Linked DNA regions of Homo sapiens: all the other regions are linked to region 3. A link is an interaction called in ENCODE POLR2A ChIA-PET data of the cell type or tissue named here. Cell type or tissue: PC-9. All regions are shown on one strand. Region 1 holds the start of TBCCD1 (TBCC domain containing 1). Region 2 has its middle 31 kb from the start of TRA2B. Region 3 has its middle 22 kb from the start of TRA2B.

Region 1 (2,500 bases), 610 kb after region 3:
AAGCTTGTGAAATATATCCTTGTTGCTTCCAAATGATTTTATCAAATTGTACCATCCTTTGACTCTGGTACCTACTTCACTGTGCACTCCTCAACATTAGCAACATCATTTTTTTAAAAATATAAAAACTAATTTAAAAAATCAATTATATGACTGATGAAAATTTTATTGCTATTATTATATTTTGCATTTGATTCTAAGAAAACTGTGCTTCTCTCTTTTTTTTTTTTTTGAGACGGAGTCTCGCTCTGTTGCCCAGGCTGGAGTGCAATAGCTCGATCTCGGCTCATTGCAACCTCCACCTCCCAGGTTCAAACGATTCTCCTGCCTCAGCCTCTCAAGTAGCTGGGATTACAGGCTCCCGCCACCACGCCAGGCTAATTTTTGTATTTTTTTAGTACAGACAGGGTTTCACCATGTTGGCCAGGCTGGTCTTGAACTCCCTGACCTCAGGTGATCCGCCTGCCTTGGCCTTCCAAAGTGCTGGGATTACAGGCGTGACCCACCGCACCCGGCCTGCCAACTGTGCCTCTCTCGAGAATCATCTGTTCGGAAAAATAACTGACATCAATCGAGTGCTTACTATGTACCAGGTATCATGCTCATGATTTTGCATACTTCACCTCCTTTCATCCTCACAACCACCTGGAGATACAGTACTTAAGACTGTACACATTTTCGATGAAAAAAAAATGAGGCTTAGCGAAGTTAAGGGATTTCCCTAAGGACACCTACTTAGCTGGCACAGCTCTAGATTAGGATTCAGGTCTGACTTGAGAACTGCATTACTATAAATGTACTCTAGGAATCCAGTTTTGGGAGAATCTCTTAAAAACGGGAGTGGATCCAGAAGAGAATTTCCAGAATAAAGAGTCTTAGACAGGAAGCCAGGTGAAAGAACCAGGGAGAGTAAACTCAAAAGAAGGGCGTGGAAGGGCAAAAGGCAGCTGTCTTCCAATGTGGAGAGACTGGAGTCGTTTTGAGTAAAACCAGACGATAAAAGTTAGGCGAGGAAGACCTCGGTTCTCTCCAAAATGTAAAGAGGCTGCTCTGTGAGGTACTGAGCCCCTGTCAACAGCCAGATCCCAGAGATGAGCCCTCCATTCTAACTCCGAGAATCGAGAGGGCTCAATCCGTAAACAAACATAAACTGGGGCTCTGACCCTGGCGGTGCCCTGAGGTTAAGGTTTTTCAGGTCGGGAGATCGGCGTGGGTCCAAGGCGGCTGTCCTGGGGCTTCGCCGCCACCTTGGACGCGATCCGGGGTGGGACTCTGCGTGGGCCGCCCCAGCGTCGCGACCGGACTTCAGGAACACAGACGCTCACGCTGACAGGGTCGGTAGCTGACCCGAGACGCGGTAAGCGCGAAGGCAGCCTCCTCGACCCAAGCCTGAAGCCTGACTAACCCACACCGCCCTCCCCGGCGCACCCAGTGCGCGGTTACCTGCTAATGCAGGCGCCGCTCCGCCGCACTTCTCCGCGCGCCGCCGCGCCCGGCGTCCGCTCGCTGGGCCCGCCCCTCACCCTCCTCCGCGCGCCGCTGCCGTGCCCACTGCGCAAGCGCGAGGCCCCGCACCACCGAGACCTGGCGGACCCCGTTGCTAGAGCGGCAGATTGCGGCTCAAGCGTCTGAGAAAATCTAGGCTGGGGTCGAGAGTCCGCAACAGTGGCACCTGGAGCCAGACCCACCGCTTTCTGGTGTCGCGCCTTTCAACCCGGGGGGGTAGGAAGCTTTCTGTTGCTCCGCATAACTGTGGTCAGCTAATAGCTGCTGGTAAGATCAGCACGCTTTCATCAGAAATGCTACTAATACTAATGGCAGTTTGCATTTATAGAGCACTTACTATGGTCTCAGCACTGTGTAAAGCAACTTTATGTGTATTTCCTAAGTCTTGTCAAGAGCCCTTTAAGTACATTCGTTTTACTGATGAAGAAACTAGGGCCTAGAAAGGTGAAAATAACACAACCCTAAGGTCACACAAGAGATGGAGCCAAGATTCAAGCCCAGGGCGTCTGAAGCAAGACTGGCACTCCCTGCCGCCCCTCGGTGTCAGCTCCTTAACTCTGTTAGCTTTCCTGCCGTGTTTCCACCTTCATGAAGCTTTTTCAGATTACCGGGCAGAAGCCATCACTCCTTCCTTTAAACTTCCATTTCAGAATTTCTGGACATTTCCTGCTTTTTTTAGTTCCTTTATGGCCTCTCTAGGTGTGATAGATACAAAGGTAAATTAGACCGTAAAATGCAATTTAGTTCCTCTTTTGTGTGGCCATTGTCCCTACTGGGTATCTTCCTGAAAGCAGGGGCTTCAAATTTACACATACCTGGGTTAGGATCCAGGCTGCACCACTTATTAGCTCAGTGACCCTGCTGTTACTTGTTGAGTACCACTGTGTGTCTGGCACAGTGGTACGCACTAGAATGACAGAAGTGAACAAAACAGACAAGGTCCTTGCTTTCTTGGAGTGTATAACAGGGAGAATAGACAATACATATTAAGGAA
Region 2 (2,500 bases), 53 kb before region 3:
ACAACCTCAAGAAGCAACCACTCTTCTGATTTCTTTCAACAACCGTTAGTTTTGCTTGTTCTTGAACTTCATATCAATGGAATCATATATTACGTACTCTTCTATGTCTGGTTTATTTCACTCAACAACATTATGTCTGTGAGATCCATCCCTGTAACCAATTGTAGCCGGTATTCCCTATTTGTATTGATGTATTCTATTTCATCATATAAATATACCACAATTTATTTCCCATTGAAGGACATTTGAGTTGTTTTCAGTTTGGATGTATTATGAATAAAGCTACTATGAACATTCCCATACTTTTTTTTTTTGAGACAGAATCTCATTCTGTCACCCAGGCTGGAATGCAGTGGCATGATTTCAGCTCACTGCAACCTCTGCCTCCCAGGTTCAAGATCTTCTTGTGCCTCAGCCTCCTGAATAGTCGGGACTACAGGTGTACACCACCACACCTGGCTATATTATTATTATTATTATTATTATTATTATTAGTAATAGTAGTAGTAGTAGTAGTAGTAGAGATGGGATTTCACTATGTTGGCCAGGCTGGTTTCAAACTCCTGGACTCAAGTGATCCACCTGCCTCAGCTTCCCAAAGTGCTGGGATTACAAGTGTGAGCCACCATGCCTGGCTTGTACATGTTTATTGCAGATGTAAGCACTCATTTCTATGGGGTGAAATTTCTGGGTCATAGGGTATATGAAGGTTTAGCTTTAATATATATTGTCAAATAGTTTTTCAAAGTGGTTGTACCAATTTATACTTCTGCCAGCAACGTATACAAGTTTTAGTTGCCCTACATTCTCGTCAACACTTGCTATTGTAAATTTTTAAATTTTAATCATTCTGGGCTGGGCTCGGTGGCCATGCCTGTATTGCTAGCACTTTGGGAGGCTGAGGAGTACAAATCGCTTGAGCCCAGGAGTTCAAGACCAGCCTGAGCAACATAGGGACACCCTGTCTCTACAAAATATTTAAAAATTAGCTGCGTGTGATGGCATGTGCCTGAGGTCCTAGCTACCCGGAAGACTGAGGTTGGAGGATTGCTTGAGCCTGGGAGGTCGAGGATACAGTGAGCCATAATCACACAATTGCACTCCAGCTTAAGCGACAGAGTAATACCCTGCCTCAAAAAAACCTCAAAATTTTGAGTCATTCTAGTGAGTATACAGCAGTTTTTCATTGGAGCTTTCATTTGCATTTCCTTGCTAAGCTTATTAGCTATTTGCATATCCTTTTTATTTACATGAAATGCCTGTTCAAGATGTTGTGCACTTTTAAAAATTGGGTTCTGTATTTAACTATTCTGTGTAAGAAATTCCTTTAAGACATACTGATTTAAAACATCAATAAACATTTATTCTCAGTTTCTGTGGGTTAGGAATTCTGGAGTGTCTTAGCTGGGTGGTTTAGCTCAGGGTCTTTAATGAAGTTGCAGTAAAGAGGTTACATGGGGCTGTGGCCACCTGCAGGCTTTAGTAGGCTGAACAATCCATTTCCAAGATAATATATGGCTTACTCACATGGCTGCAAGATGGGGCTGAGTGTTGGCAAGATGCCACAGTTCCTTACCACATGGATTCTCCACAGGATGACTGGCCTTTCCCAAAGCAAGTGACCGAAGAGAGAGGAGGGCAGAAGCTGCAGTGTCTTTTTTTTTTTTTTTTTTTTGAGATGGAGTCTCGCTCTGTTGCCAGGATGGAGTGCAGTGACGTGATCTCAGCTCACTGCAAACTCCGCTTGCTGGGTTCAAGTTATTCTGCTGCCTCAGCCTCCTGAGTAGCTGGGACTACAGGTGTATACCACCACACCCGGCTAATTTTTGTATTTTTAGTAGAGACAGGGTTTCACCATGTTGGCCAGGGTGGTCTTGAACTCCTGATCTCAAGTGATCCGCCCACCTCGGCCTCCCAAAGTGCTGGGATTGCAGGCATGAGCCACCACGCCCAGCCTATTTCTTTCTTTTAAAAGACAGAGTTTCCTTATATTGCCCAGGCTGGTCTCGAACTACTGGGCTCAAGGGATCCTCCTGCCTCAGCCTTCCAAAGTGCTAGGATTACAGGTGTCAGCCACCACTCCTGGCCCTACTCTCTTAATAGTGTTTTTAGGTGACTGGAAGTGCTTAACAGCTTTATTAAGATGAAATCCGTCTGCTTAAAGTGCAAAATTCCATCGCTTTTAGTATATTTACAAAGTTAAGTGACCATCACTACAATCAGTTTTAGAATATTTTTCCTCAGGCCCAAAGTGACTGCCATACCTATTAGCAGTCACTTCCCCTTCCTCCTGCAAATTGCCGTGCCTAGGAAACTACTAGTCTACTTTCTCTGCATAGAACTCTCTGTTCTGCATATTTCATATATATTAAATCATGTAATATATGGTCTTTTGTGACTGGTTCCTTTCACTTAAAATGTTTTGAAGGTTCATTCATGTCAGCATGTATCATTACTTCATTCCTTTTTATTGCCAAATAATATTCCATTGTATAGATAT
Region 3 (2,500 bases):
CCAGCCTGAACAACATGGTGAAACCCCACTTCTACTAAAAATACAAAATTAGCTGGGTGTGATAGTGCATGCCTGTAATCCCAGCTACTTGGGAGGCTGAGGCAGGAGAATTGCTTGAACCCGGGAGGCAGAGGTTGCGGTGAGTTGAGATTGCGCCACTGCACTCCAGTTTGGGCAACAAGAGTGAAACTCCATTAAAAAGAAAGAAAGAAAGAAAGAAAGAAAGAAAACAGCAGTGTTGGCTGAGTGCAGTGGCTCATGCCTGTAATCCCAGCATTTTGGGAGGCCAAGGTGGGCGGACCACCTGAGGTCAGGAGTTCGAGACCAGCCTGGCCAACATGGTGAAATCCCCTCGTCTCTACTAAAAATACAAAAAAAAAAAAAAAAAAAAAAAATTAGCCAGGCATAGTGGCACGTGCCTGTAATCCCAGCTACTTGGAAGGCTGAGGCAGGAGAATCCTTTGAACCCAGTGGGTGGAGATTGCAGTGAGCTGTGACTGTGACATTGCACTCAAGCCTGGGTAACAAGAACAAAACTCCATCTCAAAAAAAAAAAAAAAAAAAAAAAGAAGAAGAAAAGAAAAAGAAAAAAAGAAAATTGAAAATTGCAGTGTCACAGTGAGTAAGTGGACTAGTGGTAACAGGAACAAGGAGGGGCACAATAAAAGGCGTGGTAATTGGAATGGGTTTATAATTCTCACCAGAGAAGAAACACAGCATTTCGGCTGGTGTCGCTGCTCCAGGGAAAGTTCTGTTACTCCACTGACTCTCTCTTTTCCTGATAACATGGCCAGCAAGAAAGTAATTACAGTGTTTGGAGCAACAGGTAAAAAGTCTTTAATTTTTAGGGCATGCTGACTTTGCTCACTCTCCTGTCTTCCTGTTTGTAACTTTAGAGCCTGCAAGTGTGGGCTGAACAAAGAGCTCTTTGGAAGAAATTTTTTAAAGTATCCTATTGCTTTAGTTCTTGATGTGGTAAAGGGGTGGCATGATTTGATTTGTAACTTGATCTCAGCAGGACAAGGACACTGACGTAATCTCCCTTTCCCAGTCATGGGGCTAACTGGTTGGTATAAGTCTCATTTCAACATAAGCTATACTCTGAAGTCTTCTCTCCACTCACTTCCTAATAAGCAAAAGGTACAAGTGTGAGGGGCCTGGGGGTTTGTAGTGAATATCCAATGCCTGACCAATCTTCCAGGGAGTCTGCAAGGATGGAGTGTGTGGGAAGTTTGCATTCCTGGCTCCCTTACAGTTTGTTCCTCAACAGTCAGAGCCATCTTTGCACAATATAAATCAAATCAGGTTTTTCTCCTTCAATCTATTCTCATTTCAGCCTCCCAAGGATCCATTTGAAACTGTCAGATCATGTCAGGCCTCTGCTCAAAACCCTCTAAAAGATCCCAGCCCCATGGCACTCCCAGTAAAGTGCAAAGTCCTGCTAATGCCCTGCAACAGGGCCTTGGAAATGTTGTGTCAGAACTCTCTTCCTGCCACCCTCCTCTCACTCCGCTTCATTACCCTGGCTTTCTTGCTGTTCCTCCAAAACAATCCCACAAATACAAAGGCTCTGGCCTTTGTATTGGCTGCTTCTTCAACCTAGAATGATCTCCCTCTGTTACTGATATAATTTGACTGTGTCCCCACCCAAATCTCATCTTGAATTGTAGTTCCCACAATCCCTACATGTCATACGAGTGACCAGGTGGAGATAAATGAATGCTGGGGGCGGTTCCCCCAGCCTGTTCTCATGATAGTGAAAAGAGAGAGTTCCCTGGTCCTGGTCCCCCACCACAGGGTGTGCCACAGGGGTGTGGCTCTCTGTTCTGCCACTGCAAGCTCAAACTCTTTAAGAGATGGGGAGCATGCATACCGGTAGGTGCAGGAACTGGGGCAAGTGCTTTTGGGCTCCAGCCCTATGGCAGCATCTAGGGGTGGGTGTCTGTAACTTTCAAAGCCCAAGTGTGCATGTGTTACAGTGCACTCTTTTAGCCTTGCCATCCACAGATGGCTTAAGGGTTAACCAGCTCAGTGAACCCTCTGCCTTTTTGCAAAAGGAGGGGGCTAGTGTGACAACTTTCTGTATCCCAAGCCCTCATCCAGCATCCCAGAAGAATCAGGTCACACATGGACTTGAAGGATGAATGCAGGGGTTTTATTGAGTGGTGGAAGTGGCTCTCAGTGGGATGGTTGGGGAGCTAGACAGGGGATGGAGTAGAAATATGATCTTGCCCTGGAGTTTGGCTGTCCAGTGGCTGATTCTCCGAACATCCTCAGCCAAACTCCTCCTGACGTTCCTTCTCTTCTCTCCTCTGCTGCACCATTCTGCCATCTGTTTGTCTCCTTGTCTCCTAGTCTGCTTCTGGAGCCTGGGGTTTGGGGCTTATATGGATACAGGATAGGGGTGGTGGCAGGCCAGAAGGCAACTTTTGGGGTGCAAAAACAGGAATGCCTATTACTTAGGGCAGCAGGTATCCAGGCTTAAGGGTGGGGCCTTTGC

Evidence for each region. ChIA-PET counts read pairs that join two places held together with the same protein. Peaks named below come from ENCODE experiments on the same cell type or tissue, not always from the same donor. Only the 100,000 strongest peaks of a DNase experiment are listed, where the experiment ranks them.
Region 1: POLR2A ChIA-PET joins it to region 3 with 10 read pairs; 6 of 35 experiments call an interaction of 5 or more read pairs at or near these places.
Region 2: POLR2A ChIA-PET joins it to region 3 with 12 read pairs; 9 of 35 experiments call an interaction of 5 or more read pairs at or near these places.

What each region holds. Positions count from the first base shown.
Region 1 is chr3:186,565,824-186,568,323 of GRCh38, forward strand. TBCCD1 (TBCC domain containing 1) reads right to left here and starts at 1,516. Exons shown (of 8, transcript NM_018138.5): 1 at 1,444-1,516. RefSeq lists a silencer at 1,420-1,709. In PC-9, no CTCF peak of the experiment used is centred here; a DNase peak (open chromatin) is centred at 1,518; H3K4me3 peaks cover 2,240 bases; H3K27ac peaks cover 1,710 bases.
Region 2 is chr3:185,905,967-185,908,466 of GRCh38, forward strand. No RefSeq gene overlaps it. Among named protein-coding and RNA genes, the nearest start is that of TRA2B, 31 kb to the right of the region's middle. In PC-9, a CTCF peak has its summit at 1,407; a DNase peak (open chromatin) is centred at 1,555.
Region 3 is chr3:185,959,253-185,961,752 of GRCh38, forward strand. It overlaps the pseudogene NMRAL2P. Among named protein-coding and RNA genes, the nearest start is that of TRA2B, 22 kb to the left of the region's middle. In PC-9, no CTCF peak of the experiment used is centred here; DNase peaks (open chromatin) are centred at 689, 989 and 1,719; H3K4me3 peaks cover 2,500 bases; H3K27ac peaks cover 2,500 bases.